Linked DNA regions of Mus musculus: region 2 is linked to region 1. A link is a loop called in an ENCODE intact Hi-C map of the cell type or tissue named here. Cell type or tissue: gastrocnemius. All regions are shown on one strand. Links, peaks and the distances in the headings refer to the core of each region. The heading gives the core; the rest is flanking DNA.

The links. Peaks named below come from ENCODE experiments on the same cell type or tissue, not always from the same donor. Only the 100,000 strongest peaks of a DNase experiment are listed, where the experiment ranks them.
Region 2: a loop joins it to region 1, with 5 times the contacts of the local background. A loop is called at or near these places in 14 of 42 quality-filtered maps.

What each region holds. Positions count from the first base shown.
Region 1 is chr2:30,171,009-30,186,777 of GRCm38, reverse strand. It overlaps Spout1 (SPOUT domain containing methyltransferase 1), which reads left to right and starts at 8,319. Exons shown (of 12, transcript NM_172660.4): 1 at 8,319-8,388; 2 at 8,813-8,858; 3 at 9,057-9,185; 4 at 9,296-9,455; 5 at 9,950-10,039; 6 at 10,114-10,163; 7 at 10,286-10,416; 8 at 10,787-10,859; 9 at 10,966-11,064; 10 at 11,489-11,591; 11 at 11,709-11,856; 12 at 12,593-13,331. The coding sequence starts at 8,353. The coding sequence ends at 12,685. Endog (endonuclease G) reads right to left here and starts at 15,254. Exons shown (of 3, transcript NM_007931.1): 1 at 14,712-15,254; 2 at 13,827-13,936; 3 at 12,709-13,087. The coding sequence starts at 15,203. The coding sequence ends at 12,805. It overlaps Kyat1 (kynurenine aminotransferase 1), which reads left to right. Exons shown (of 13, transcript NM_001356474.1): 9 at 43-132; 10 at 235-421; 11 at 507-586; 12 at 1,025-1,111; 13 at 1,209-1,654. The coding sequence ends at 1,274. In gastrocnemius, for the core only: CTCF peaks have their summits at 7,849 (motif pointing left) and 10,696 (motif pointing left); DNase peaks (open chromatin) are centred at 8,298, 8,715 and 10,028; H3K4me3 peaks cover 1,524 bases; H3K27ac peaks cover 683 bases.
Region 2 is chr2:30,231,498-30,247,266 of GRCm38, reverse strand. It overlaps Lrrc8a (leucine rich repeat containing 8A VRAC subunit A), which reads right to left and starts at 9,498. Exons shown (of 4, transcript NM_177725.4): 1 at 9,462-9,498; 2 at 6,590-6,698. It overlaps 1700084E18Rik (RIKEN cDNA 1700084E18 gene), which reads left to right and starts at 9,636. Exons shown (of 1, transcript NR_028299.1): 1 at 9,636-10,070. In gastrocnemius, for the core only: CTCF peaks have their summits at 9,352 and 9,553; DNase peaks (open chromatin) are centred at 4,609, 9,282 and 9,611; H3K4me3 peaks cover 6,189 bases; H3K27ac peaks cover 6,399 bases.

The sequences.
Region 1 (15,769 bases), core at 3,763-11,762:
AGGCCTCCTCTGGTCCTGAGACCCTACTGTCTCCTGGTCTAGGTGGGCTGGGTCATGGGTCCAGATAACATCATGAAGCACCTGCGGACTGTGCACCAGAACTCTATCTTTCACTGCCCCACCCAGGCCCAGGTGAGAAGGGCAAGAAACCCCATGGTCTGGGAAGGTGCCAGAAAGCCCCCCAGACAGGTCATAGCTGACCCATCAGTCCGTCTGTCCATCTGCCTTGTTTAGGCTGCAGTAGCCCAGTGCTTTGAGCGGGAGCAGCAACACTTTGGACAACCCAGCAGTTACTTTTTGCAGCTGCCACAGGCCATGGGCCTGAACCGAGACCACATGATCCAGAGCCTGCAGTCAGTGGGCCTCAAGCCCTTGATCCCCCAGGGCAGCTACTTCCTCATTGCAGACATCTCAGACTTCAGTGAGTGGGTCTGGCCATGTCACTCAGGGTTTGGGAAGGTACCAAAGTTGGTGAGGACTCAGCACAACCTCTTTTGTTGCCCCAGAGAGCAGCATGCCCGACCTGCCTGGTGCTATGGATGAGCCCTATGATACACGCTTTGCCAAGTGGATGATCAAAAACAAGGTAGGCTGGGCTCCTGCCAGGGCCAGGAGATGTAGTTGCACGGGTCATATGCCTGGTCCAGTTGAGGGACGCCAGCCCAACCTTTTCCACGACTCCTGCTACAAGGCTGGTTCACTTGAATAAGGAAGCTATGCTGGCTCCGGGAGGCCCTGCCCCTCTCTGAGCCCAGCCTTCCCTCCTAGACACTGAGGACCTAGCCCATCTGCTGTGAACCCTGCTCAAACCTCTGAGGTTCAAACAGTTCTTCCCAGCTCTGCCCAGGCATGCTGCAGAGTCTGTTGTCTGCACCCTGGGAGGAGCCCAGGGTGATGCCACACAGTGGTCTCTCCTGACCAGCACAGAAGATGGAGGGGACACACCCAGCCTTCCTCTGTCCCTGAGCTGATGGCTTAGCTCTCAAGGCTATACACAGACGTGATCTTCCTTGTTTGTCCCCAGGGGCTGTCAGCCATCCCTGTCTCCACCTTCTATAGCCAGCCCCATCATAAGGACTTTGACCACTACATCCGATTCTGTTTTGTGAAGGTTAGAGAAAGCTGGGGGCGGGGGTGGGGGAGAGAAGGCTGCTGGGCCTGGCTAACCACTGGGTGGGGGGAAAGAAGGCTCAGTGTGTATCTTGCAGGACAAGGCTACACTCCAGGCCATGGATAAGAGGCTGTGCAGCTGGAAAGGAGAGCCCCAAGCCTGAGGCGCTCAGGCCCGCCTCCAACCCCGAGACCTCAGCTGTGCCTTATCACAGAGATGGCGCTGCAGGGCCCAGATGTGTGACTGGGCATGTTTCCAGGAAAGAGGCCATCTCTTGGGGGTTTCAGCCATCTTACCCAGTGTCTGGACTGCTATATTGGGTTGGGGGCTGGTTCTGGAACTCAGTCTGCGCCTCTATAGGTTCTTGTAGAGCCTTGGTTGTTTCTGGCCTCTGCCTGGGACAGTAAAGGATGGAGGATCAGGCCTGGAGCCCCAGCCCCACCTTAGCCCTGCTGAGGCTCCATGGCTTCTCCACTTCTTCTCATGTGACCTCACAGTGTTGCTACTGTTCCTAATAAAGTTTTAAGTTATTAGAACCCTCAAGGCAGCTTCTCTCTTCCTTTGGACGGCTGGACAGGGCTTGGAATAGCTTAGACAACAGACAGCATAACAAGACTCACACAAACAAACGCACCTCCAAGGGGTCCTTCGGGGTTCCTGGGTGTCACGCAGATCTCGCTGGGGCCTCCAAATGAAAGAACTTAGTGGGGAAACCCCCACTCAACTCCCCATTCGGCGTGCACCCAAGAATCACGAATAGAACACAACACCTTGATGTAACAACACGAGGTATTTTAATGGCAGAGCTCCGGGTCACACAGGAGACAGTGGATTCGACCACGAGGCTTGGAAGCTAGGGGTTTTTATAGAAAAGGAGTGGGGCTGGGGGAGGAATTGGCGCGGTTTCACATGATTGGTCCATTTAAACATCAGCAGCCTGTTAACATTTAACTTAGGTCAGAGGGGTGGGAGATAGGGAGGCGATAGGCCTGCCCGGGCATGTCCTGGTCTGTTCTGCTATGTTCTCAGCCCCAGGTTTCAAAGCTCACAAACAACTCTTTGGGCTATTTGACATACATTACATGAATCACAGGTCTCAAGTTTTATTTCCTTTCAGAGGGAGTGTGGGGGATGGCAGAGTCCAGGAACCCCCACTTCCACCCCTTGAACTTGTGATCCTCCTGCCTCTGTTTGCAGAGTCCTGAGAGTACAGCATGCTCCACGCCCGGCTTAGAAATGGGACTCGAACTGGGCAGTGGTGGCGCATGCCTATAATCCCAGCACTCGGGGAGGCAGAGGCAGGCGGATTTCTGAGTTCGAGGCCAGCCTAATCTACAGAGTGAGTTCCAGGACAGTCAGGGCTACACAGAGAAACCCTATCTCGAAAACCCAAAAAAAAAAAAAAAAAAAAAAAAGAAAGAAAGAAAAGAAAAGAAATGTGATTCGGTCCCTAGTCATGGTTCCACTAAAGCAACTGTAGTCCCCAAATCCCTCCAAGAGGCCATGCTAGAAGCCAAGTCCATATGTAGAACAAACTCAGGCATTTCATTCATATCTGTTCTCCAGCCTACAGAAATGTTGGGGTCATCAGGTATATGAACTAAAAAAAAAATGTTTTCCCCTGGTAAGGAGTCCCTAGAACATTAGGTTCTAGGATCAGTCATTTCTGTTAATCATAAAACCTCCTTTGGACCCATGTGTACTGCAGAGCCTTGAGCCCGTGTGTCCTGCAGAGCCTTGAGCCCGCCCCTCCCTCACTCCTGTCTGGGATGGGGTGGGGCTGAACTTGCTGAATCCCAAGGCCAATGATGTTTTTCTTCTCAAAGGTTTCCAGGGAAAGCCAGTGTCACTCACTCACTGTAGCCCAGGTTGGCTTCAAGCTCGTGGCAATCCTCCTGCCTCCCTCCTAAGTGTAAGGATGAGAAGCCTGAGCTCTCAATTCTGGCTGGATTTTGTGTTTTGTTTTGTTGGCAGTGCTGAGGAGTGAACTCATGGCTTTACACAGGCATGGTGAATGCTGTACCACTGAGCTCCACCCAGCCATGGGCAGTGACTAAATCCAATACACATATGTAATAAACCTGTCAAAAGACTGTCAGTGACCAAAGCTCCTGAGTAACACAGAGACATTATTATTTATTATAGCCAGGCCTTAGCTTAGGCTATTTCCCAACTAGCTCTATAACGTAATTAACCGGTTTATTCTGATCTAAGTTCTGCCCCTTGGCCCGTTAGTCACCTCCCTTCAGTACCAGCACAAGCTTCTTCCTCAGCGTCCGACTGTTGAATCTCCAGCGTCCGACTCTTTCCCAGAGTTCCTATCTCTGCCCAGAAGTTTTGCCTTATCCTTTCCCACTTTGCTATAAGCTGTTCAGTTCTTTATTAAACCAATCAGAAAGTGATGGAGATGTTTACAGAACACAGAAAGGGGTGATGCTTCATAAAAGTAACAATACCAAAGGCCATTCTGTGCCCACGTCTCTGTGGGAGTGCCGTGGGGGGTGGGGGACACCCTCTCCCCACATCCACACTCCCCCCTACAGAAATCAGCATTTGAATAATACAAAGACATTCTTTACACAAGAGTTTATCCCAACAAAACACAAACTTAGTTTAAAGATCTAATTTTCTTTCATTTTCTGTTCTGGAATCAAGTGACAGACAACTGTTCTGTAAAATAGAAGAGGGGAGGAGCTTGATGGGATTGAAGAGACAGCTCAGTGGCTAACAGCACTTGCTGTTCTAAAAGATGTGGTCAAATCACAGCCACCTGTAACTCCAGTTTCAAAGGACCCTAGACTGTCTCCTGGGCTCTGTGGGCATTGCATACACATGACGCTGGGTATCAAACCAGGATCTCAATGTTAGACATGCATTCTAACTCTGGGCTGCATCTCAGCCATGAATTGTCAATGGAACATACTTGGTATTGTTGGGGACTGAGAATCACCTCACAAACCACAGGAGCACTGATCTCAGTCAGACAGAGACAGCTTATTGAGCATTCACCCCAGGACCATGGGCAAGGCCACAGTTCAGACTTCAGAGCTGAACCGTGACATTGAGTTAAGATCCTACAGGGCTTTTAAGCATAAAATCCACAAGCATCTGTGCCAAGTTATTTCACTGATCAGGATTTAGGGCTGGAGATTTCCTTAGGAACCTGTCTTTGTGGTATACCTCTCCCGTTCACATTGGTTGGGGTATTCAACTGTAAGAGGAGACTTGACTTGTCTTAACATTCATGTCTTAGCTTGCCAACCACGATGGGCAAAACCATAGAATTCTTTTTTTTTTTTTTTTTTTTTTTAGTTTTTTAGTTTTTTGAGACAGGGTTTCTCTGTGTAGCCCTGGCTGTCCTGGAACCCACTTTGTAGACCAGACTGGCCTCAAACTCAGAAATCCACCTGCCTCTGCCTCCCAAGTGCTGGGATTAAAGGCGTGCACCACCACTGCCCGGCCAGATCTCATTCTAGATGGTTGTGAGCCACCATGTGGTTGCTGGGATTTGAACTCAGGACCTCTGGAAGAGCAGTCAGTGCTCTTAACTGCTGAGCCATCTCTCCAGCCCAACCATAGAATTCTTAATTCAAAGTACCTTGGATGGCATATAGTCATTATTTTACTCCTCAGGTAGAGTAGAATCAGGAGGATTGGGAGTTTAAGGCCAACTTTGATACATACTTCATCCCTAAGTTGAAGCGATGACTGCACAATCAGGAAGGCCAGAGTTTAGCATCCAGCACTGATGCTACAAGCTTGGTGTCCCACTCTAACCCCAGCTAGGAGACCTGGGGACTTGGTGGCATCCAGCCTAGACAGCAACCATAAGCCCCAGCCCAGCAGTGGTGGTATATGCCTTTAACCACAGCATAAATGCAATTGCAAAGCTTGCTGCGTGGTGCACACTTTGTTTTTTTTGTTTTGTTTGGGTTTGTGTGTGTGTGTGTGTGTGTGTGTGTGTGTGTGTGTGTGTGTGTGTGTGGTTTTTCGAGACAGGGTTTCTCTGTGTAGCCCTGGCTGGAACTCACTTTGTAGACCAGGCTGGCCTCAAACTCTTCTGCCTGCCTCTGCCTCCCGAGTGCTGGGATTAAAGGCGTGCACCACCATGCCCAGCTTTTTTGTTTTGTTTTGAGACAGGGTTTCTCTATGCAGCTCTGGCTGTCCTGGAACTCACTATATATATATATTAAGTTATCCTTGAACTCACAGAGATCCTCCCGTCTCTGGATTGCTGAGATTAAAGGCATGCACTGGCACACCCGGTCTATGGTACAAATTTGTAAGCCCAGCACTCAGGAGGCTGAGGCAGATGGATTCTGAGCTAAGGTCTGTGGATTGCTGTTTATATGCAGGTGAGGGCAGGCACAAGATAAGGTGAGAGCCTGTGATTGGGCAGTGGAAAAGGAAGGTGGGCTGAGAACTTTAGAGAGTACAGAGAGTGCAGAGGGAGAGAAGGAGGGAAGGAGAGGAGGAGATAAGATGGAGCCTATAGGAGAGGAAGAGGAGCCAGAACCACACAGTCCTGGGAGCCATAAGTACTGGGGATTTCTTAGACGATTAAATATTAAGTAGGGTGCATTTGCCCCATGTTGGGGTGTAGCTTGTGTTTATATCATTGGAGTTTTGAGTTCACTATGTGGGCATTTTGTGAGCTGAAAATTTACTAATATAAGTCTGACTGAGCTGGGTGTGGTGGCGCACGCCTTTAATTCCAGCACTCGGGAGGCAGAGGCAGGCAGATTTCTGAGTTCGAGGCCAGCCTGGTCTACAAAGTGAGTTCCAGGACAGCCAGGGCTGCTCGGAGAAACCCTGTCTCAAAAACCAAAAAAAAAAAAAAAAAAAAAAAAAAAGTCTGACTCACTGGTTAAGGGCACCGACTGCTCTTCCAGAGGTCCTGAGTTCAATTCCCAGCAACCACATGGGGCTCACAATCATCTATAATAGGATCCAATGCCCTGTTCTGGTGTGTTTGAAGACAGCTACAGTATACTCATATACATAAAATAAATAACTAATTCTTAAAAAAAAAACAAACAAACAAACAAACAACCTTTGAGATGGATGGACGCTGCATGGGGCTAGCCATAGAGGCAGCCAGACTGCTGGGGCCAGAGAGTAGCTGGTACTAGCGTGGAGTGGTGTCTTTCTTACATTGCCCCACTACGAAGGCCTGTGTGGGCTTCACAGTCCATGCCTCCCCACATCGCACCTCAAAGAAGTAACTTGGGATGCTGAGGAGATTGTTCTGTGGTTAAGATGACTGGTTTTTCTTCCAGAGACCTGGGTTCAGTTCCCAGCACATACATGGTGTTTTACAATCTACTATAATTTCAGTCCCAGGGGATCCATTTGCCTCCTCAGGCACCAGGCAAGACTCTGGTGCACACACATACATACAGACAAAACACTCATATAAATAAAGTCAAAATTCACACAGCAGGGTGCCCCACACCTGTAATTTCAGCTCCTGGGAGGATAAGGCAGGAGGATGGACATTATCTCAAAAAAACAAACCAAAGCAAGCAAAACAGACAAAAAGAAAGTATGACTAAAAGAGTGATGTAAACTGTAGTTGGCGGTAATAATGTGTCAGGATTGTTCCTCAACTGTAACAAAGTATCGGATCATTGTAAAATGTTAATACAAGCCGGGTGGGCGTGGTGGCACAAGTCTTTAATCCCAGCACTTGCTCGGCACACGCAGGAGGATCTCTGAGTTTGAGGGCATCCTGGTTTACATAGTAAGTTCCAGGACAGCCAGGGCTATATATTAAGGCCTGTTTCAAAAACAACAACAAAAAGTTAATATAAAACTATCAGGCAGAAAAGTTTTTTGGGGAGGAACCTGTTGGTGTTCTGGGTTATACAGGAGAGCAAAGAAAAGGAGACACTGCAGGACCTGTTAGGCTTCTCAGCAGCAGGGGCTCATCCTCTCAGGCATTGAACTTCACATATTTACCATTTTGCAGACCCTCCTTACTGTTACACAAAAGGTACTTGTAGCAAGTCAATTTCTGTATACCAAAACCTGCTACCTTATCTAGGCTTCTCTGAAGGAACCCTACCTAAGCAATACTCAGGCATAACCTACATTCCCAGGCATACCTAAGCAAGTCCCAGGAGACATCCTGGTTTGTCAGGTATGTCTCAGGACTAAGTTATGCAAAGGCTCTGAGAATCCTTGGAAGAGCAACCCCATAAAACCTCAGACAACAATCAATAACTTTACAAAAGGCTTCTTCAAACCCTAGGTACAATCCCTCTGGAATTCATGCCAGATACAATGGCTGCTATTATAGCAGCAGCTAAAAGTCTTCTGCAGGGACTTCTTTCAGTCCTATCTTCTCATTCTTTACTTAAAATGATTTTAAAGTAGACACAGAATGTTGATCAGTGATTTGCATGCTGGAGACCTTGGATTTGATCCAGGGCTGCCAAAAATCAATCAATCAATCAATCACAGCACTCAGGTGGTTGATGGAAGATTGAGTTTGAGGTCAGTCCAAGCTACATAGTAAGACCCTGTATCAATTTCTTTTTTAAAAAATTTAAAGTACTACATGCAAACAAATGAATTAAACTGATAAAGAATAAAGTCTGGGGCTGGCAAGATGGCTCAGCGGGTAAGAGCACCAATTGCTCTTCCAAAGGTCCTGAGTTCAAATCCCAGCAACCACATGGTGGCTCACAACCATCCGTAATGAGATCTGATGCCCTCTTCTGGCACGTCTGAAGACAGCTACAGTGTACTTATGTATAATAATAAATAAATCTTTTTAAAAAACCAAAAGAATAAAGTCTGGACGAGGCTGGGAATATAGCTCACTGGTGGAGCACTAAATTTAGCACGCGTCGGGCCTTAGCTGGAGTCCCAGGAAACTGAATGGATAAATAAAAAGAAAGTGCAAATGAACTGGATAAAGGTAGTCTTTTGTAATTTCCAATAGGGTGCCCTTACATAAAACATGGAAGCTAAATATCACCAGGGTACCTAACAATGGAAAGGGCGGCACATGAGCCTTACTGGGTTCGGACAGCGTAGTGCTGCGAACTCGTTGCCCTGGAGACAGGGTACCAACGCAGCAGCCTCCGCACTCGCACGTGGCGTTTCTGAGCTCCGCCTCAGCCTGGCACCCAGGACACGCCCCACTCTCCGCTGGGCCTCTGATTGGGCAGCTCCGCGGAGGTGTGGCCGGAAGAGGCGAGGCTAACTGGCAGGCGCGCGGTGGGCCTGGAAACATGGCGGAGCGCCCGAGGAAGCGTCCGTGTGGTCCGGTATGTGCGGACCGATGGGTTCCGGGCTAGGCCTGGAATCTGCAGCGTGTCACAGTGGTGTCGGCCCGGGTCTTCTGCTCTCTCCTCTCCCCTCGCCCCTCTCCCGTAGCCTGAGCTTGCAGAGTTAGCTGGTCCGATCTACATTCATTCGCGGGGCGACGGTGTCTTGAGTCCTCTCCTGGCTTATTTTCTGATTCCTAGGGCGACTTTATGGCCATACCTGTCTTCCCCTTGTCTCGGTTTCTTCTTTTGCCCAATGGGGATTCATTCCTCAGCTTCCCGGATCTGATCCCAGGCTTTGTGCACGGCGAGTCCCTGTGTACTTCTACCCTGGTTTGAGAGAGTCAGATGGCGGGAGGCCCGATGGGATGCGCCCCTCCTATGTGTGACCGGTCAGCCTCTCAATCTTCCTCCTTACTTGCAGGGTGAACATGGCCAAAGGGTTGAATGGCGAAAATGGAAACAGCAGAGTAAGTAAAAAGCTGAGGCCGGGTTGGGCAAGCGCACTGAGCCCTCCCTTTCCACAAACCAGCTAATGGCCCGACGAGCCCTCTTTGGGTCTCAGTGTATCCAAGTGAGTGGTGGCAGCCTCTCCAGAGCCTAGGCTAGCCCAGCGAGAAGGAACTCTCCTCCCCATGTCAAGTCCTTTCCCTCCAATAATTCTCCAGAAAAAGAGGAGAAAAAGAAGTGGAAGGACCTCAAGATAATGAAGAAACTGGAGCGGCAGCGTGCCCAAGAGGAAGAGGCTAAACGCCAGGAAGAGGAGGAAGAGGCGGCGGCCCAGAGGAGCAACCAAGGTAAGCAGCTGGGTCGTGAGGTAAGTTGAATCTCTGAGCCATGGGGACATGCAAGGGAGGGAAGGTCCACAGCCTGTCAGGCTGACAGGAACATCCCCTGTCCCTGCTAGGACGGCCTTACACTCTGAGTGTGGCCCTGCCAGGCTCCATCCTGGACAATGCCCAGTCACCTGAGCTCCGCACCTACCTGGCTGGCCAGATCGCCAGAGCCTGCACCATCTTCTGTGTGGATGAGATTGTGGTGTTCGATGAGGAGGGCCAAGATACCAAGTGAGAGTCTCTGGGGAGTGGGGAGGACCAGCAGGGGTGGCCATGGCTTTGTCCTGCTCCTTGTCACCTGCCTGGCTGCCTGGAAGGAGCTCTCAAAGGCAGCTGCAGACTCACTTTTTCTCACCCTTGGTGCTAGAGAGTGGACTCAGGGTTTTGCCCATGGTCTGTGCTGAGGCTCAGCACTTGGATGGTTTGGGTTGTGTTTAGCATTTCTTTATGGTGCTTGTGTACAAACACCAGTGTGGTTCTGGAGACCAGAAGGCCACTTGAGCTGAGCAGTGGTGGCACACGCCTTTCATCCCAGCACTCAGGAGGCAGAGGCAGGTGGATCTCTGAGAGTTCAGTGCCAGTCTGGTCTACAGAGCAAGGTCTGGGACTGCCAGGGCTATGCCAAGAAACCCTGTCCCCAAAAACAAATGAAAAAGAAAGAAAATAAAAAAAAAAGTATAATAAGCCCAGCACTTGGATCTTGAGGTCTGTCTTAATCTTTCCAGGAGTGTGGAAGGAGAATTCAGGGGAGTTGGCAAGAAAGGGCAGGCATGTGTCCAGCTGGCCCGCATCCTACAGTACCTGGAGTGTCCACAGTAAGTGTGAGGTGAGGGCAGTGGCTGGGAGGCAGCCTCCCCAGGATGGACCTGACAGATGCATTCCTCCCTAGGTACCTGAGAAAGGCGTTCTTCCCCAAGCACCAAGATCTGCAGTTTGCAGGTACAGCTAGTGTGCCTGCCCCATTTCCCATGACTCAGCCTTAGGCACCAAGATGGATCCAGGTGGGAACACAGGCTAGGGGTAGAGCCTGGTCCTATCATCACCTCCTGTTCCCTGCCCAGGAATCCTCAACCCCTTGGACAGCCCTCACCACATGCGTCAGGACGAAGAGTCTGAGTTTCGAGAAGGCGTCGTGGTGGACCGGCCCACCAAGGCAGGCCATGGCTCTTTGGTCAACTGTGGAATGAAGAAGGTAGGATTGGGAAGGTGGGCTGTGGTACACTTGGGGACACTTGCTAGCTATAAAAGGTAAGGACACATGAATGAGGAGACCTGAACTCCAGGCCTGCTGAGAAACACTAGTTATCCCAAAGTAGGGCTCAAGCTATGAGCCCCTCGAGGATGGAGAGGTGACTCAGTTTAAAGAGCACTGGCTACTCTTGCAGAGGACCCACATTCAGTGCCCAGCACCCACATGGCGGTTAACATCAGGTGGTTTCAGGGAATCTGGTGCCCTCTTGTGGCCTCCATGGACCCTGGACGGGGCAGGCTGACCTGGGTTATCTGACAACGTGTCCCCTTCACGGTGTGGCACTCACTCACTCCCTCTAGCTTCTCTTCAGGAGGTGAAGATTGACAAGAAACTGGACCCTGGACTTCGGGTGACCGTGCGACTGAACCAGCAGCAGCTCCCAGGTAGGGGGAGCTTCCTGGGCCCTTAGAGCTGCCTGGCTCAGAGCCTCTTCCAAGCCGCCTCTACCTACCAGTTTCCTTGGTCTTCATAGCCTGTTTTGTTTCCCAGAATGCAAGACATACAAAGGAACAGTTGTGTCATCACAGGACCCCCGCACCAAAGCTGGTCTCTACTGGGGCTACACTGTCCGGCTGGCCTCTTGCCTCAGTAAGAGCTGAATTCCCTTCCCTGAATGTCCATCTGTCCCACTTGTGAGACCCACAAGTCAGATCAGGGTCTCTGTCCTACCCAACTGTGTGTATGTTTAGGAGGTGCCTCCTCTAGCCTCTGGTCACATCTCTGGTACCCTAGTCTCCCTGAACATCTCTGTGAATGCTAAGAAATCTGAGAACAGGATGTGCTTGGCCCCCATCCTGTTGCAGTCTCAGCACTAGGGAGGCCAGCACAGGAATCTCACTGTCTGTCTGAGACCAGCTTAGATATGTCAGAGCGAGACCTTGCAGTCTCAAGACAAGTATCATGGCTGCTGAATGTTGTCTGGGGCTTGGGAGCTCCTTCTGCCTACCACAGCCAAGGTCAACTTCCCAAGAGCAGTAGGTGTCTTCTTTACCTGAGCCTGCCCCACTCCCAGGCGCTGTGTTTGCTGAGGCTCCCTTCCAGGATGGGTACGACCTGACCATTGGGACATCAGAACGTGGCTCCGACGTGGCCTCTGCCCAGCTGCCCAGCTTCAGGTGTGTGCTGTCTAGAATAGGAACTGGGCCCTGCTCTACAGAGGGTTAGGGACTTAAAGCTCTGGAGCCTGCATCCAGTGGAGCCTTGAAGTCAGTGTCCCCCTCTCTGGGTCCCAGGCATGCCCTTGTGGTGTTTGGAGGCCTCCAAGGGCTAGAAGCTGCAGTGGATGCTGACCCGAACCTTGAAGTGGCTGACCCCAGTGTCCTCTTCGACTTCTATGTCAACACATGCCTTAGCCAGGGCAGCCGTACCATCCGCACCGAGGTGAGCCGCAGCCCGAGTTCTTGCAGCCCACCTTGCGTGCCTTTTCTAAAATTTACTTATGAATGTTTTGTCTGCGTGTGCTTGTGCACATGAGGAGAGGGCATCGGATCCCATGAGACTACAGGTGTCAATAGTTATGAACTGTTATGTGGATTCTGAGAATTGAACTCAAGACTTCCCGGAGAGCAGCCAGTACTCCTAACCCATCTCTCCAGCCCCAGCCTAAAGAGCTTTTCTGAAGCTGGGATCTTTACCACAGCCAACTAGTAGCAGGGACTGAACACAAGAGCAATTAAGAGTTGCAGTCCTGGCCCTGTGCCCTGTGGTAGCCCTGTGTTCTTAGGTTGAGGGACCCAGGTGATCTGTCTGTCTGTCCCTCTGCAGGGCTTCTTGCTTCCGCTTCCTTGGTTGTATCCTAGGTCCCTCTGGGTGTTGGGGGAAAGTGTGCCACAAGCTCTGAGCATCCACAGGATCTATGCACCCATCCTGGAGACTAGCATGGGATTCAGTGCCTGTGGATATTATGGGGGAGGCTCTGTTGCTGTCAGCCTCAGGGGCAGTGACTATGCAGACGGGCAGCCCCAGTCTCCCTGTCTCTGAAGTCTTGCCCATATCACTAATTACTGTTCCACCAGTATCCCTCCTGACCCTGAGGTAGGTCTCACATGGGGCCTGAAAACAAGCAGCTGGGAAGGCTGCCTGGCTTCCTGGTCCCAACCAACTTCTTTTCTTCCAGGAGGCCATACTCATCTCGCTGGCTGCTCTGCAGCCTGGTCTCACCCAGGTGGGATCGAGGCCCGCCTCCCCGCTTTCTGGACCCAGGATGTAGAGGAAGCAGCAGGACAGGAGGATCATGGGAGTAGAGATGGTCAAGTCTTCTCTCCAAAAATAACTGCCTTTAATGTGAGTCAGCCCATCTCCCCAGGGGCTCCAGTGAGTCCTCCACCATCACTTGCTGCCAGCAGTGATAGCCTTGAGGTTTCCAGCTCGAGCCAGAATATTGGGCACGAAGAGCAATCCCGAGGCCCGCTCGATGCTCTCGATGGGCACCAGGAACCGCTCCAGAGGGATGGTCTCATCCACGGGGGCATTGGGCATCACGTAGGAACGTAGCTCGATCTGCCCACCGGCTGCCTCCAGGATCAGCACCTTGAAGAAGTGTGTGGGCACTGCCACGTGGTTCTTCCCAATAACCTGGTACTTCACATAGGACTTCCCATCAGCCTCGGTCCTGTGGATAGACCCGGGCGCATGGCCAAGAGGCCTGGTTACATACAAGGTCACCTCTTCCAGGAAGCCTTCCTAACTTCCAACAAGCAAGAAGTTTGTGCTGGGCCTGGTGCCTCCTTGGGTCTGGGAACTATGTAAGGTGGGGACCAATGCTTAACCTCTGCTTTTCTGCCCAATACTGCTTCAGACAGAATGGGAGGCAATAAACGCAGCTAGAGGAATGAGCTCTCTAGACCCTGATGCTCACCTATGCTCACGTGACTGTAACCTGTCCCGTAGGCAGTACACCTAACAAGCACGAGTGGGAGGCCATGCTGGGGAACCCCAGCCCCAGCCTGGTGCTCGGGTGGCGTCACACCGCGCCACGCCAGATGGCCTGTAGTGGATGCCTGTAGCTTCTGGTTTCCGCAGCAGCCGCTGCCTCCTGCAGCCCGTGCTGCAGCCCGTGCTGCTGCTGCTGCTGCTGCTGCTGCTGCTGCTTTCTGTGCCCTCCCGAGGAGCTCAGCTCATTTGTCTGCCAGGAATCCTTAGCACGTCAGAGGCAAGGGTGACAGCCTCCCGTGCAGCCACGGGTTACAGGTGGTAAGGCAGGTCAGACGTGGGGAGCAAAGGCAGGTGTGGGGCCAGGCACCTGAGGGCACAGCAGAGTTCTAGGCCACCCAAAGGTCTCTGGCTACAGTGACACAGAAAGCCCAAGGTTGGAGAACAGGAGTCGGAGGCCCCGTCAGCTACAGGCTTACCTGGGCAGGAAAAGCGGCCCCGTGCAGACATAGACATTTTGGTAAGTTCGCGTCAAGCTGCGGCTGTACCTCTCAAGGTTGTTCCAGGCATTCTGGTTGAGGTGTGGCACCTGGTGGGAGAAGCGAGGCTCAGGAGCACACCTCGGACCTTCCATTAGGCATGCCCCAGCTCTTAATGTCAATGCCCAAACATTTGAAGGACAAGGGCTCAAAGAAGGGCTCCCTCCTTACGGCTCTGTGACTACAGTTTTTGAGCCAGTGCTAGCCACACTCCATTCCTGGCACTCCAATGCTCTAAGCTTTCCCCATCTCAAGGGAAGGAGGAAGGAGGGGACATTAGTCATTCAGAGACCCCCAAGGTCTCTTGGAACTCCCAAACCTTAGGTCAAGCTCTAAAGGCACGGGGACTGGACAGTGCTGGTGTGCACCTTTAATCCCAGCACTCAGGAGGCAGAGGCAGGCAGATCTCTTGAGTTCCTGGGCAGCCTGGAAAATCGAGCAACAAAAGGTGTGGGGTGGGATATGGTCTCCTGTCCATCTCCATCCACTGGGTGGATGTCCCAGGAACCTACTTCACAATCAAGACCCTGCTGGGAGCAGGTGCAGTGCTAACAGTGTGCCCTGGAGGCCTGACTGGCCCTAGGCCAGCAGGGTAGACTGAGGAGTCAAGCTCCCGGGTTCCCTGAGGAAGCACACTGGGTGGCTTGCTGACAGGCATTGCTGCAGCCCGTCACTACTTGGTGCACTGCTTCCCACGGGAGGCTGAAGAAGGATAAACCCCGGATTCTGCAGTGCCACTGTAAGATTCCTCCCTCCCGCCACGGTGCACGTGTAAAGTAAGATCTAGACGCTGCAGTCGGGCGGGCGACCAGGGTCCGAGACTACCTGAGGCGCTACGTTGCTCAGGTAGAAGGTGTCGTCCATGGCCCGCTGACTCCAGCGGTGGTTGGCGGCGGCGGCCAAATGGCCGCGGTCAAAGCCACTGCCGCGGTAGTCCGCATTGGTGGCGCGGTGGTACGCGTGCACAGAGTCATCCTCGCGGAAGTCGCAGGCGCTACGGTCCCCGTCGCCACGGAGCCGCTCTGGCCTCAGCTGCTCCAACACCCAGAGCGCACCGCGCGTGCGCGGGTCGTAGCTAAGCACGTAGGACTCGCGGCTCCGGAGCTGCGCCACGCCGGGCAGCCCGTACTTGGCCAGTTCCCCGGTGCCGCCCGCCGGTCCCCCCGGCAGCGCGGGAAGATCGGCCGCGACCACCGGCAACAATGGCACTCGGCCCAGCAGCCCCGGCGCTTTGCCCTCCCGCCGCCGCCAATGCTCTGCCGCGGCGCCCAGCCCCGCGCCCAGCGCTAGGGTCAGGCCGGCCCGCAGCGCGCGCATGCCTACCGGAGGACAAGGACGCTACTGATGTTAGCACAGAGTGAAGGAGCCTGTGCTGGCGTGGCCCCCGACGCCCTTCAGCTGCCCTTTTAAGACGTAGCTGGGTCCTGGTGCCGCCCTACTCGCTTGCCATTGGTCGTTCCACGTCGGGCTCCGCCTCGCCATGTACACCTCACATGGCCCTGCTTTTAAACAGGACAGAACCCCAGATCTGTCAGACCCCTCAGGTGCACCCACCCTCCTGCCACCAAACGAGCGAAGGATTTCTCTAGATTGATTAACAGAAGAATGCAGGTGTAGCTATTGATAGCCGCCTGGAACCTAAGCTTGCTATATAAGGTTAGAGAAAATAGCTATGCTAGGGTCATACTTTTCAACCCACTTAAAGGGTTTGGCCTGGGAAGTATGTTGTGTTGGCCAATGTTTCCTGTCCGTAGGTCAGGGGCTGGCTAAAGATATTTCCTACATTTCAGATGGAATAGTATTTAACTTATGAATATTTTAAGACATCAACTTCCTTACAACCTATTAAGACGGAGGAAGACCGATACATAAAAACTGAAGAA
Region 2 (15,769 bases), core at 4,585-12,584, 60 kb before region 1:
CAAAGTTTCTATTTTGCAAGATGAACCTTTCTCAGATAGAGGAGGTGACTTCTGTACAGGGAGGAGCGCATCCACCACCACCCCTGACATCCAGCAACCTTGACCTGAGGCACCAGCCTGCGCCCAACACAGTGAGAACAAGGATCTTATGTTACATGTGGGTCATACAATAAAAACAAAGACGAAGTATGAGCCCACTCTTTATTTTTGTACCTCCTCACCTTCAAGTCTACTTTTTTGAAGCCTTTAAATTTTTGTTTATTATTTATTTTATTTTATTTTATTTTATTGAGAAAGGCAAGAGGTAAGTGTGGTGGCTCACACCTTTAATCCCAGCACTTGGGAGGCAGAGGCAGGCAGATTTCTGAGTTTAAGGCCAGCCTGGTCTACAAACTGAGTTTCAGGACAGCCAGGGCTACACAGAGAAACCCTGTCTCGAAAAACAAAAGAAAAGAGGAAGAGAGAAAGGCAAGGGAACAGAGTTTATTTTAAAAACAAAAAACAAAACCAAAAACTCTCTGCAGCTAGAAGACTCAAGAGTGAGCTGCCCAATCTTTCCAGCTGTAGTGAACTACTCCCCTTTACTCAATGTGCGCGTGTGCGTGTGCGCGTGTGCGTGTGCCTGTGCGCATGTGGGAACACACACCACAGAGCAAGTGCAGGTCAGAGAACAACTTGAGGGAGAGTCTGCACTCTCCTCCCATCAAATAGCAACTGAGGAGTGAGTTCAGTTGTCAGGCTTAGTTCCTGGCCCATCTTGTTCACCTGCCTTCTAAAAAATATCACTACAGCAGTGATCTCAGCCTGAGGCTTGAGACCCCTTGAGATTGAAAGACCTTTTCACATCAGTCAAATATCATATTTCCTACATATCAGGAATTTACATTACAATCCATAACAATAACAAAATCATAGTTATGAAGCAGCAACAAAGTAATCGTATGGTTGGGGGTCACCACACCTGTATTAAAGGATGGCAACACTAGGAAGGTTGAGAACAACTGCACCGCGGCGTAAGACTGACCACATGAGCTGTGGCAACCTACCATAAACCTGTTCTTGTTAGAAAACAGTCCATCAGCTTAAAAACAAAACAAAATGAAACAAACCCCCTCCCTACTGCATGTATGGAAACGCACATAAACTCCGTGAGATTACGTCAGAGGTTAGGTAAGGTCATGGGGTTGTCTCTTCTATACCTTGTGATTTACGTATCATGTGCTTTTAAATAGGAAACACACGTAAGAAAAAGCCTTCAGCCTGCTGGGGACTGTAACTAAACCACCAAGGACCTGTGAGGAAAGGTCAGCGTGTGCTCCCCCACCCTGTAACACACCCCAGCCACAGTAACTCTAATCTAAGGGGTACACACATGGTAGGAAGAGCTTGGAGAGCAAGTGCCATTCGGCCATGCTATCTCAACTATAAGGTGGGACGGTGGCTAGTCAGAGTGCCACTGTAGGAACTGAAGACAGGTGCTACACCTGTTTGAAACCCTCCCACAGTTCTGCTGTTCCTCCCATCTTTCTGCTTCCAGGGCTCAGGAAAGGCCACTGCTCAGGGCCCCCCTTTCCCATCCTTCCTCCTCCTTTCCTCACCCTCCCCTCTTACACCTCTTCTCTTTCCTCACGAGGAGTCTATGTTGCTCAGGTGGCTCTGAAGCCCTGATATGGGCAATCCTCTAGCTAGCCTCAGCTATCTGAGTGACTGGAACTACAGCAGTGTGCACTGCTCCTAATTTTCTGTTGATCTTTTTTTTTTAAAAGATTTATTTATTGTATTTATATGAGTATACTATAGCTGTCCTCAGGCACACCAGAAGAGGGCATCAGATCCTATTACAGATGGTTGTAAGCCACCATGTGGCTGTTGGAAATTGAACTGAAGACCTCAGGAAGAGCAGTCAGTGCTCTTAACCACTGAGCCCCTGTTGATACTTCCTATACACACACACACACACACACACACACACACACACACACACACACACTCTCACGGGGAGAGAGAGAGATTACATGCTGCCCCTTCCATCTGGAGAGAGACCACCAAAACATGCATGTCCAGAGACTCGGGCAGCTCCTGCACCTGGGCTACAGGCCCTCTCAGCCGCAGAGCATACAGAGCACAGAGAGCCCTTTGTTGAAGCACAAACAGAACCTAAGGGGAAACTTCCCTGCAGGTAGAGAGAGGCTAAAATGTTCCTGGGGAAGGGGAAGGGTTGGTCACTAGAGGCCCAGTGAGACTGAGTGGCTCAAGCCTATGACTCTGTCCCAGGGTTTATGCTTCCTCGTGTACTAGGCCAGGAGGTGGGAGGTCTCACCCTCATTTGGGACCCAGCCCCCTATCCTGGCCAGACTCCTAAGCCCAGCTGGAATGCGTAAGAGACTGTGGGCTTGGGACTTACCCTCACCTCCTGGGACATAGCCCAGGGAAGCCGGCAGGCTGGAGCAGAAGGGTTAAAGTACCTGAACTGCTTTGGCACTAGGGCAGGGCTTCCCAAACAGGTCTGTCCTCTGCAAACACATAGGGGTGCGGCTGTGTTCTGGTAAAAGGTAACAGGCAAGGGCGACCTCCTGGACTACCCCCACTGGCCACTGGAATCCAGTATACAGCTTAGCCGTTATAGCTTAGACCCAGCCACTGCCCTTGCTATGTGCCCAGTTCTGCTTGCCCCTCAGCTTCCAACATCATGGCAAACCATTTGGTGGCTCCCAACCTCACCAGTGAGTGACTTGGGAAAAGAATTCCATCTCATCTGTAAAACAGCTGTAATATTTGTTTCTTTTGGAGGGTTGCAGGGGGTCCCCCAAATGAAGTGGTCCCCAAAAAGCTTTTGGATCATTTCTATGCAGTAAAAATGTTTACTATAGTTTTTATTAGGGGTTGTTTGAGATGTTGCCCAGGCTGCCTCTGTAAACTCATGAGCTCCTCCTGTCCAGCTAAAGCAGCCTGGACTCCAGGCACACTGCTGCTCTCAGAACAGGAGGGCTGAAAGTCCCTTACAATATGAAGAGCTTGAGGTCCGGAGAGGTGAACGGATTTGATGTTATAGGATCGGGTGGCACGACAGACCTAGATCCGACTTGCTACTGTGCCAAGCAGTCCTAAGACGACAGGTCTGCCTCCTCAGCCTTGCCACCTCCACAGCCTCGCCGCCTCCTCAGCCTCGCTGCCTATTCAGCCTCGCTGCCTCCACAGGCCTCGCTGCCTCCTCAGCCTCGCTGCCTCCACAGCCTCGCTGCCTCCTCAGCCTCGCTGCCTCCTCAGCCTCGCTGCCTCCACAGCCTCGCTGCCTCCACAGCCTCGCTGCCTCCACAGCCTCGCCACCTCCACTGCCTTTCGAGGTGCTTCTTAGGAAGAGCCTCCTCTTGACGAGGCATGGACAGAAATGAGGCCTTTGTAAGCAGGTCATACTCAGGGGCCTCTAGCACTCCAGGTGTTAAGGAAACTGGAGCCCAATTTTGGGTCTGCACCCCTGGGAACAAAGTAGCCTTGAAGACTGGTCATGACCTGCTATGAACATCTGCTGTGTCTTCTGAGATTGGTTAAGAAATGTAGGTGTAAGCACCCTGGACAGGCTGCAGAACCATTTGCTGTGGGACCAGGGGAACAGGTGCTGGCCTGGACAAGCAGGCAAGGGGACCCAGCTAAAGGCAAGCTGCCTATCCACTCCCCAAATCAGAACCTAAGGACCCAGCTGGGGAATGCACGGTGCCCCCGGCCAGGGTTCTGCCATGCCACCTAACTGGGCACACATTTGTCATCTGAGTGTCAGAGAGGGCACAGGTTTGGCAGATGCGCCTCGGAGATGGGGGTCACATGTGAAACCATGGAATTTTACAGCCACTTTTACTCTAGAGGGAGTGTGAGGCTGTAATGCAGCAAGCAATTTAATTTTGAGATTTCAAGCTCTCAAGAGACAGAAAAAAAACTTACCAGGAGATCTCAGGACATCTGCAGTGGGGTCACAGCCTTCCAGAGTCTCAGTTCCATGAATCTGCTGTGACTGAAGACAGCTACAGCGTACTCATATACATAAACTAAATAAATAAATCTGTAAAAACCTACTGATATTTAATTGTGCCTATCAGTGGCTCTGTAGACTCAAACAACTGGGAAGCCCTTTTCCTTGTCTTCCAACCAACCTGTGGGATTTCTGTCTGAAACTCTCTGCGACCAATACAAAACTGACCTAGAGGTACTGTAAGGACAAACAGTCACGTGACAAACTCAGGCATATACAGCAATCCAATTCCACTCAAATGTTACACTTCTCCCTGAGCTGCACCTGGGCCCTAGCTCAGGCAGACAGCAGAGGTCACACCTCACCCCAGCATGATGGACTCTACTGTTTACAAGCAGAGAAGGAATTCCCATCTCACATAGGCACTTCCTCTGGTTTCCTGTTCTCCACTGCCCAGAAAGGCAAGCTTCAGTTCAAGCCAACTCTCCCCAGGGACAGAGTTCCTCAACAACCAACAGGAAGCTCCCACAGGGCAGGGCAGTCACTGCTGACCTTGTTCCCATAAACAAAAGAGTATGACAGCACCACACACCAGGCGTTTTCCACCTCCCTCTCTGATGTCAATGCCCCACACAGTCAGAAAGGCCCAGTAGGGCCCCAGGGGTGCTGCAGGAGGAATGTGCCTTCTGTTCTGTCTGCCAGCCTCCGCAGCCTGTCTGAGCCAGACACAGGCTGCCCTTCCAAGAAACAAAAGCGCTAAAAAGCACATAGCCCAGCCAGGCAGTGGTGGCGCACGCCTTTAATCCCAGCACTTGGGAGGCAGAGGCAGGTGGATTTCTGAGTTCCAGGACAGCCTGGTCTACTGAGTGAGCTCCAGGACAGCCAGGGCTACACAGAAAAACTCTGTCTCAAAAAACCAAAACACACACACAAAAACCAAAAACAAACAAAAGCAGGTAGCCCCAAAGTGACCTGACTTTCATGAAATAGGTGTCCAAGAGAAGATGGGGTCAGGACTTTACCGTTTCTCTGATGTCAAACTCTAAACAATATGGAGGGGCACATCTGTACTTCTAGCCCTCTAGAGGCTGAGGTAAAAGGATCACAAGTTTGAAACCAGGGCTGAAGAGATGGCTCAGGAGTTAGAAACATTTATTGCTCTTGGAGAAGACCCTGGTTCAATTTCCAACAGCTCATAATTGTCTCTAACTCCAGTTCAAGGGAATCTAAAGCTATCTTCTGAGCTTCAAGGATACCAGGTACCCCCATGGTGTACAGACACCATGCAGGCAAAACAGTTTATCACTCATACACATAATGAAATAAAACTAGAGAAGAGGGGCTGGAGAGATGGCTCAGTGGTTAGGAACACTGTCTGCACTTCCAGAGGACCTGGGGTTCAATACCCAGCACCCACACAGCAGCTCACAACTGCCTGTCTGTAACTCCTGTTCTAGGGGATCTGACACCCTCACACAGACATGCGTGCACTCAAACCACCAGTGTACATAAAATAAAAATAAATAAGCAATTTTAAAAAATACTAGAGAAGACGGTAGAGGAAGAAAAGGAAAAAGAAGTCATAGTAGTAATAGCAGTAGTAGTTGTTGTTTGAGGCTAGCTCAGGAGTAGGCAGCCACTACATAGATTTTGAAAGTAGTAGCCGCCACCCCAGGTACAAGAGACCTTGCCTCAAAAAGCAGAGAAAAGGCAAACTATACAGAGTATAAAGGCTCCTATCTCCAAGAGAGCTGCGTGGGACCACGCCAGTGTGAAGGCTGCTCCCACTCGTCGTGCTCAGGAACACGCTTCCAAGGCTCTGACAAGTCCTGGAACAACCACAGTTCCCTAACTTCAGTGACCAAGGGACACCTCTTGGGAAATGTGTCACAGGCAGCAGCATTTCTAGCTATGCGCACCAATGAGATCTGCAGGGAGGAACGGGTGATGGTAAGAGTCGCATATCCCTCTCTTCAGAACCTTTTTGAGAACTGGTGTGGATGGAGAAGGCATTAGGCAGAGCGTGTCTTTGCCTAGCGCTGGCCTGCTGACCCTGCAGTGCAGTCTGCACAACATACTGTGAAAGGATCGCAGGATCGTTTGCCAAAGCTTGAGCAGTGGTCTCTGTCCAGTGCTGACCCACATACAAGCTGAAGCAACATGCTCAACCCACCATGAAGGAAGCTGAGGCTGTAGATAGAACTCAGCTCCTCTAACTGTCTGGGTCTGGTCCTCTGTTCTTGCCTCAGTCCCCCAACCTCCATCTCTGCCTCAGCTTTTCCTGAAGGAATGCAAGAGGCCCCAGCATTGCCCCAGAATGGTGGTGTGTGCCTATAATCCCAGGACTGGGAGACTGAAGCAGGAAGATCAGGAGTTCAAGGCCAACCTCAGATACACACTGAGTTTTGGGAAGTAACTTGAAGGTAGAATGCTTGTCTATCTAACACCTGTGAGGCTCTGGGCTCAACCGTCACTACTAAAATAGAACCCAAAACACCAAAGCAGAGGGAGCGGGCACCACTCCAATGCCCTGGATCCTATGCACATCAAAGGACTATGAAAATGGAGGTGTGATCATGCTATCTGCCTGGGAGAGGCAGTACAGACAGTCTGGAGAGAGCTTACCCTGAGATGACTCTGCTATCTTTGTGTTGGCTGTTGGTGCTGAGGCTGGTCCCTGTCTGGATGCACAGGGCCCTGACATTCCTTTTGCTCCATGGACGCTGCTGCTGCCCTATGAGAAAGGGAGAGCTACAATCAATAGGCACGTTTGTGGCTCTTAAAGATACATATATTGTTTTACAGAGTTTTTTTTTAGGGAGCCTGTCCCACAGATCCTGGTTCTCCAAAGAGTCCTCAAGGCAGCTTTTTCAATCTGGAGGCAAGGCTCTGCTAGGGACTCAGGCTTAGGGACCAAAGGGGTTAGTACAGTTTCTTAGAAGAAAAGGTATCTGGTGACCCCTGGGTGTGAGGAGTAGAAGGATCCAGGCAGGAGGCATAGCACAGGCAGGGGAGAAGAGGTGGGCAATATGCTGCAAGCTACTCTTTGGTCACAGCTAGTCCCGGATATGGGAGATGGCCAGAGAGGAATGACAAGGGCTGAACCAGACCAGACAAGGACTTTCTCTGAAACATAAGGACAGACTCTCCACAGTGAGCAAGTGCTCAACTACTGACAGGCACCATGCTCTGCACTGCTTACCAAAGATAAGGTGGCTGTGTGAGAGAGAAGTGTGGGCACCGCTCCAGACTTGGAAGACAGCAACAATAGCCGGAGATGGGAGTGTGGCCCAGCTATGAGGGAGTTAGAGCAATATAGCAGTAGTTAACCAGGAAGGAAGCAGCAGACAGCAGGACCTGGGAGGTGGAGTGTCTAGGAGGGGCTGGGAAGCAGCTGTCACACTTGTGGAGATGTCGGCTCTGGTAAAGGATGGAGGCCAAACTCAGTCCCCCAAGCCACAGGAAGACAAGACAGGCAGGCTATACGTGACCATGCAGCAAAGCACCAGAGGCCATCCAGTCCACCTCTGCCCCACCCTCTGTCTCAGACAGGACTGGAACACTGTTGATACTGAACAGTTACTTGTCTACTTCACAGCCAGGGCTGAAGTAGGACTCTGGACTCACTGACTCTTCTAGTCCCTTCTTGAAGGACATGTACTCTGGATAGCCTGCTCAATGACCAAGACTCCCTCCTCTCTCCTCTGGGCTGCTTCAGGACCACTGTAGTCTATATTTATTTAATGTCTGCATTTATTCCTTCTGAGTTATCAAGAGGTCTTCACTGGTCAGCCTGCCCTTCAATGTCTCTGTAAAAACCTGGAAAATCTACAGTCTCAGGACAGTGACCTAGGAACAGGCTGGTTCCAGGCAGCAAGCGGGGGTTCTGCCCCATTAGGCTGACCCTCAGAAGCCCATGCCCTCCACAAAGGCCATTCAGATTTGCAAGGAAACTCCATCCTAGCAAATGTGCCTTAGGTATGGAGAACAGGAATGTGAGGCTGACTCCTGGGTGTGGGAGGTATTGTCAATTGCTTCTCTGGTCCCTGCTTTGTACACCATCCCCCAAACAATGTGGAGCTTCAGACCCCAGAAAATCTCCAGGAAGCTGTCCTCCAACACTGCTCACCTGCCCTTGCCTGCCCATGACAGCTGGAGGAGAGCCCGACCTTCATCAAGGAAACAGCAGGATGAACGGCCTAGCCCACTGGCACCACCCCTGAGCCTCTGAATATACCCCCTCTCCTACCCTCAATGGTCAACTTATTCTTCCTGCACTGGCCATTTTCTCTACTTCAGAGGACATAACACAGATGGCAGAGTTAAAGAGACCACTGACACACTTGCAAGGCAGGAAAAGACTTTGTAGCCTCTGGCTACTCATTTCTGTCTCCAAAATTCAGCAGACAAGTGTCCCCATCCTCACAAAGACTCTCTCCCCTCCACACCTCATCCTTAAAGCTGTCCCTGTCCTAGCTAGGGCAGCGTTAGAGGAGGTTGTACAAGAGTGGCTGTCCTAGAACTACCACTATGTCAGCCCAGTTCCCATCAAGAAAAAGCTAATGCTCACTCAATGTGTTCTTTCAAAACAAGACAACAACTGTATCAAGCAGAACCAGCCCATCTTGACTCACTCCAGTCCAGTGCATGGCAGGTTCAAGAACCCTGGTCTCAAACAGAGGTTAGAGGCCCACGTCTCTACCCAGCACTCAGGAACCAGACAGGTGAATCTCCGTGAGCTCGAGGCCAGCCAGCCTGGTTTACAGAGAGAGTTTGAGGACAGTCAAGGCTACATAGTTGAGACCCTATCTCAAAAAACAAGCCCCCACCCCCTGCCACTGTCATCCCGAACTCTGCTGTTCCTTCAGCTTGGGGTCGCCTTTGCTGACCTCCAGCTCACCAACAACCTCCTGTACTTGTCACTCCTGCCCAAGAGATGCACAAAACAGGGACAGAACGAAACAGACTCTCATATCAGGAGTCGGTCGTTCAGGGAGCCCCAGTCTGAGGTCCCAAAAGCCTGTGCTCCCTTCCCCATAGCAGGGGACAGTCCGGGAGATCAGGAAGAGGGAGTGGTCTAAAGAGAAGCCGGCGCCGGGAAGCCCACGGCCAAGAACTGTAAGAGCTGGTGGGGGAGCTGTCAAGAGAACCCCGGGTGGAACCTCTGGGAAGGGGGCGCGTGCGCCAAGGGGCGCGGATCTGCGGGGACCAGCGCGGCAAGTGCGGCCTGAGGACCGCGGCGGAAACTCGGGTGAGAGGCGCGCGGAGAACAGGGTGCCCGGGAGGGGGCTCGCGCGCCGCCGCACGGCCTGGAGGGTGGAGACCGGAGCCGGCGCCCGCGGGAGGCAGGGCGGAGCGAAGCCCAGCGCGGGGCCAGGGTGGCCGGCGCCCCTGGGCAGCGAGAGCCCCGCAGAACTTGAAGGGGCGGAGCGCGCGTCCGAGGAGAGCGTCCCGTGCGGTGACAGCGCGCGTCTCATCCCCCACCCGACCCGCTCACCTGGGCTCTCCGCTCGCAGCCGCCCGCAGGCAGCCCGGGCCCTCCACCTCCCAGTCCGGCCGCCCGCCGCCGCGCTCCTCCAGCGCCTCCTTTTGTTTGTCCCTCACTGCACCACTCTGCCTCCCCCGCCCCGGAAGTGACGTCACGGCCGGACGCACCCGCGGCATCCCGGCCGTCGCCATGTCTGTTAAGGGGAAAGCTTGAGGCGGCTTCACCCTACTCCCGTCCACGTGCCTGCGCCAAGCCACTTCGGGGCGGAAGTAACGGGACAGAACTAAGCCCCCTTAAAGGGACAGGGATCCCTGCAACTTAAGGGATGCGTTACTCTGGCCAGAGCGGCCAAGTGACCCAAGCTGACGCAAGTATCCGCTCACCTCCTTTGTTCGGGTTCCGATCGCCATTGGGCCAGCGTCCTCATACCTTTAGTGCTGCTCGTTAGCTGACTCGCTGCCCAAACTCTTCAGGTGCCCGCAAATGTAACTGCCCTGCTGATGCTGACGCGCGCCTCGACACGTCCGGCTTGCGACGGTTGTCCCTGAAAAGCCGCATAATTCCGAGTTAACTGAATGGCTTCTCCGCCGCCGCTGCAATAAACACAGTTGAACTAAATTTAAAGGTTTCTTGGGCGATTAGTCGCGCCCCGGCGAGTTCACTGTCTCACACTAGGAGATCTTTGAAGTCGTTGGACTGGACTGGGTTAGGAACTTTTTGTAGAAGAGGGGAGAGAGGTAGTGCCGTGCTTGAGAAGGTATTGGAGTTTAGGAATCTGGTAGGTGTGTCCTGAGTCCAGTGGTCACTTTGAAACTAAGTATCTGCTTTATCCAGTATTTTGCTCCGACTTTTGTAAGCAAGGGCTTCTGGTGGGGATCTCTTTGTCCGGTTCCCCGGCTTCTGGCTGGAGATAGAGGATTGGCAGAGGGTGTGAGGGGAATTCTCTATCGGGAAACCTCCAGCCTAACGTTAGCAGCGAATTTTGAGCTGAGCTGAGGATAAAACCACATCTTCAGAACCAAGCCTCCAGACGCTAGCTGTGTGTGTGTGTTAATCTTCCCGGGTCCTCATAATTCCCAGGCTAACTGTAGTAATCCTTAGGTTGGGAAATTGTTCAGCTATTAAAACAAAGTGTTTCATGTACTCCAGTATGGGACGAGTTCCAGTAGCTTACGTGAAAGAAGAAAGGCAGGGAGCACAGCAATGAGTTTTTGTGGAGTTGGGTATCAGTGGTGTGTGCACCAGCTGACTAATATACACAGGCTGTACAGATGACCCTTCCCTCACTGAATGATCTCCGCCCCCTTTTACAGTGACAGGACCTCTGGAAGAGCAGTCAGTGCTCTTAGCTGCTGAGCCATCTCTCCAGCCCAGCCCCTTAACCTTAAATTTATATAAAGAGAAAGGGGGATATAAGTATATTTATCCACATACTAAGGTATATTTAGTTTCAAACTTTAAAAATAATAATAATTTCAACTTCAAAGATAATGCTTTTTTTTTCTGTTGCCAAAAAGCATTTTGCCCTGGGAAAGATATACCCTGCTAGTCCACAAAAGAATCCAGAGTTAGGGTTGGGGCAGGGTTTTGTTTTTATCTTCCCAGGAGAAGAAAAACATACAACAGAGAAATTCAGATACCACTGGACAAGAGAAACAGGATGGATCATCAAGAAAAGATATCCTGCCTGGCGTGGTGGCCATGCCTTTTATCCCAGCACTTGGGAGGCAGAGGCAGGCGGATTTCTGAGTTCGAGGCCAGCCTGGTCTACAGAGTGAGTTCCAGGACAGCCAGGGCTGCACAGAGAAACCCTGTCTCAAAAAACTAAAAAAGAACATTGGCTTCTCTTCCAAAGGTCCAAGGTTCGATTCCCCAGCACCCACATGGTGGCCCACAGCTCCAGTCACAGGGGATCTGCAAATAATACCACCTGGGACATTGAAACAGTCTGCGGTTGTTTTTCTCAAAAGTTCCGGGTAATTAGGCCCTCTGGCAGGGGGCTGGGGCCCATGTTCTCAGGGCAGTCAGTATTTTTCCACTCTTCATTTCCCCACTTCTTGTGAGTAGCTCTAATCTTAGAGCGACCCCACTTCCTTTTCTGGCAAAGTCTGGTACTGGTGTGTCGGAGCACCATTACCTGTACAGCATTAACCCTGTCTTTTACAAAAGCCACTAACTTATTAAGAATGCAAGGTCCAAAAGTGAGCAAAAGCAAAAGAATGGTTAGGGGACCGGCAAGGGTAGAAACAAGGGTGGTAAACCAAGGAGACTTATTAAACCAATTTTCAAACCAGCTCTGTCTATCTTCTCTTGCCCTTCTGCGCTTGTCTAATCGATCCCTGAGTTTTGACATAGAATCTTTAATTACTCTAGAATGGTCTACATAGAAGCAACACTCTTCTTTTAGGGCTGCACAAAGTCCTCCTTCTTTGAGGAAAAGGAGGTCTAACCCTCTCCTATTTTGCAGTACTACCTCTGACAGGGAGGTCAAGGATTCTTCTAGTTTAGTTATGGACTGCTCTGTGGCCCTCAGATCAGTGTCCATGGCAGTTCGCAAGTCATCAAAGTATCGAGGGGTCTGAATTAAGGCGGTTGTACCTGTGCCAACCCCAGCCGCCACCCCCAGACCCAGGAGGACCGCCAAAGTCATGGTAATGGGCTCTCGCTTATGGCAGACTCGATGGTCGAATTCATCAACAAAAGAGCTGTCATCATGGTACAGGAGCCTAGGGACAAGCTGAACTAGAATACAGTAATCTTTAGAAGTATTAAAAACAGAAGTAGATACACAGGGAGTGAGACCAGTGTTGCAAGCCCACACTGTGTCTAAGGGGGGCACTAGGTACTGACCACTGTCGGAAAACTGGATATGTTGGGTCTGATTACAGAGGTGCCATCTACCATGTGGCACTTGATCCAAGCAAAGTCCGCTCCCTAAGACAGCTGCCAGAGTCAATTTTCTGTTTTCCCCCCAAGGGCATTGAGAATGGTCTGCAGTCTTATTATAGGTCCTGACTTGGGCGATTCCTGCATAATAGAGGGGACTAGAGGCATAGCACAGCCAGCAAGACTGAGTAATGTTGGGATTAGTACGATTGAGGACCAGGAATGCCCCCTGTACCAGGCTAAACAGGCGATTCTCGGTGTCTGGGGGCCAGGGAGTGGTTGGGGCTAGATCAAGGGAAGGAGTGTAAGCATCAGTAGGGCCACCTAAAGTAGGCCCAGGGAGGGTAGGTCTTGGAGGGGGGTCTCTGAGGCCTTTTAACTAAGACGGGGTTAGGCCCCACTGACTGGGCTGGAGGACTTTCTATCTTCAGCCGAACCTTAAAAGTGAATCCAGGGTCCGTCCCTGTCACATAAAATCTTAGGCCCCACTGCCTCCCCTTTATCCAATCTTCCTTTGCCTCTTTTCCTTTCTGAGTAAAAGTGATGTTTAAAGAATCATGGCCCTTATTTCATCTGGACACTACAATAAGATCCCAGATAGAGGAAGGGTGCCAATAAGTGGTACCAGTGGTTTCACATCCCCACTGACTACAGAAGAAGCCCTCTGCTCCCCTGCACCGGCGAGCCCCTTTTTTACTTTTTCTATCTCTGGGACAGACATAAAAGGGCTCCTGACGGCGCCTCCTTTGTTTAGACTCACTATTACAGCCTGGTATATCTGCAATGTACTGCCCCTGGGAACTTACCCCCTGGTTATATGACCGCTTTTGGTAGATTACCTCGCCCTGGGGCACTGTTTCATGTGACTCTTCAGGGATATCCCAAGCGTCTAATCTAGCCATCAAGGCACAGATTTCAGGGAACAGAGGGGGCCACCATGTATAAGGGGGGGGGGCTACCTTTGAAGTACTCCATACAGTATCTCTGGCTTGAGAGATGACTTCCCATGTCAGGGTCATGGAAGCATGAGGATTACTACCCAAAGTTGGGGCTATGGCGAAGGCGCAGCTTAAGAGGATTATCAGTGGCTGCCACCGTCCAGTCACCCTCATCTTGGTTTGGTGCTTTCTTTACATGGGAGGCGTGGATCCAGGCAGCAATCCCGTCTACCTTCACTGCCATGGGGGTAGTCAACAGCACCAGATAAGGTTCTTTCCACCGGGGCTCAAGCGTGCCAACGCGATGTCGTCTGACCAAGACCGAGTCTCCGATCTGGAACCGATGGGGCACTGCTGTGGTCCCCAGTGTGTAGGCTTCTTTGATCTGGTTCCAGATCTGTGTTCTGACAACTTCTAAGGCCTTTAAGTGAGTAAACAGAGCAGAGGGTGAGGAAAAGTCAGTGTTGGGATCCAATATCCCACCTGACTCAGTTAAGGGGGGCGGTCCCCCATACAGAATCTCATAGGGGGTGAGGCCGAAACATCTGGGAGTGTTTCGGACCCTGAGAAGCGCAAAGGGAAGGAGAGTCACCCAGTCCCGACCGCCGGTCTCAATGGCTAATTTATTAAGGGTCTCTTTTAAGGTCCTATTCATTCTTTCTACCTGTCCTGAGCTCTGGGGCCTGTAAGCACAATGTAATTTCTAATTAGTCCCCAGTTGCGTGGCCAATTCCTGACTTACCTGGGCAACAAAAGCGGGCCGTTGTCTGAGCCGATTACCTTGGGAATCCCAAATCGAGGCAGGATCTCTTCAAGAATTTTCTTAGTTACCACCTGAGCTGTTTCTGATTTAGTAGGGAAAGCCTCTACCCATCCTGAAAAGGTGTCTATAAAAACTAGAAGATGTTTGTTACCATACTTCCCTGGCTTAATTTCAGCAAAATCTATTTCCCAGTAAGCCCCTGGTCGGTCACCTCTCAGTCTTTTCCCTGGTGCATTGAAGGGGCGTGCCGCATTGGTCAGAGCACAAGCCTTACAAGTTTTTGCAACTTGCTCAGCGATGGAGTGCAGCTTGATCACATAATAGTTGGAAGATTGAATCAAGTCACATAACTTCTTTGCTCCCAGATGAGTCAACCGATGGATGCGTTCTACATATGCCCTCCCTTCTTTGTAGGGCATTATGATTTTTCCTTCTTTAGTTTTTGCTACACCATGTTGGCTGAACCCCCGAGCCAGTCCTCGATCTCCCATGTCTTCAATTATGTCATAGTCTTTGGGGGTATATTCAAAACTAACTTCCGGGGTGCCGTGGGGTTCATCAATGGCTTCAACGGCCAGAGTGACTGCCCCCTGGGCTGCCTGTTTTGCCTCCCAGTCAGCCATCTGGTTCCCTTTTGCTACCGGGTCACTGCTCTTTTGGTGCCCAGGACAGTGGACAATAGCGACCCTTTTGGGCAGATATATAGCCTCTAGGAGAGCCAAGATTTCCTCCTTATTTTTAATTTCCTTCCCTGCTGATGTGAGCAGCCCCCTCTGCCTGTAGATGGCCCCATGTATGTGGGCTGTGGCAAAGGCATATCGGCTATCAGTGTAGATATTGATGGCCTTACCTTCTGCCAGTTCTAGTGCTTGGGTCAACGCCTGGAGTTCTGCTTTCTGCGCCGAAGTTCCTTCTGGTAAACTGCTGGCCCAAATTACCTGCTTTCCATCCACCACCGCGGCTCCTGCTCTTCTTTTTCCTTCTACCACGAAGCTGCTACCATCTGTGTACCAGTTAGGTACACCTGGCTAAGGTTGATCAGTCAGGTCCTTTCTGGTTCCGGTCTCTTCAGCCAGGATGTCAGCGCATCGGTGCACTGGGGTGGAGTCATCTGCTTCGGGGAGCAGGGTGGCAGGGTTGAGGATAGCAGGCAGAGCAAAAGTTATCCGGTCATTTAATAACAAGCTCGGGGGGCTGGAGAGGTGGCTCAGCGGGTAAGAGCACTGACTGCTCTTCCGAAGGTCCTGAGTTCAATTCCCAGCAACCACATGGTGGCTCACAACCACCCATAATGAGATCTGACGCCCTCTTCTGGTGCATCTGAAGACAGCTACGGTGTACTTACATATAATAATAAATAAGTAAATCTTTTTTAAAAAAAAAATAACAAGCTCTGGTAGTGTGTCATCCAGGCATTTGTCATCCAGCGGTCCGGGGGCTGCCGCACAATACTTTCCAAAGCATGGGGAGCAATTACAGTCACATGTTGACCCAGAGTAAGCTTGTCAGCATCTTTGATAAGTAGGGCTACTGCAGCAATGGCTTTCAGGAAGAGGGCCAACCACTGGCGACCGGGTCTGGCTTTTTGGACAGGTAGGTCACCGGCTGCTTCCAGGGCCCCAGAGTCTGAGTCAGGACTCTGCGGGCTACTCTAGTCCACTCATCAACATATAGGGTGAAAGGCTTAGTCAAATCTGGCAAGGCCAAAGCAGGGGCTGCAAGCAGAGCAG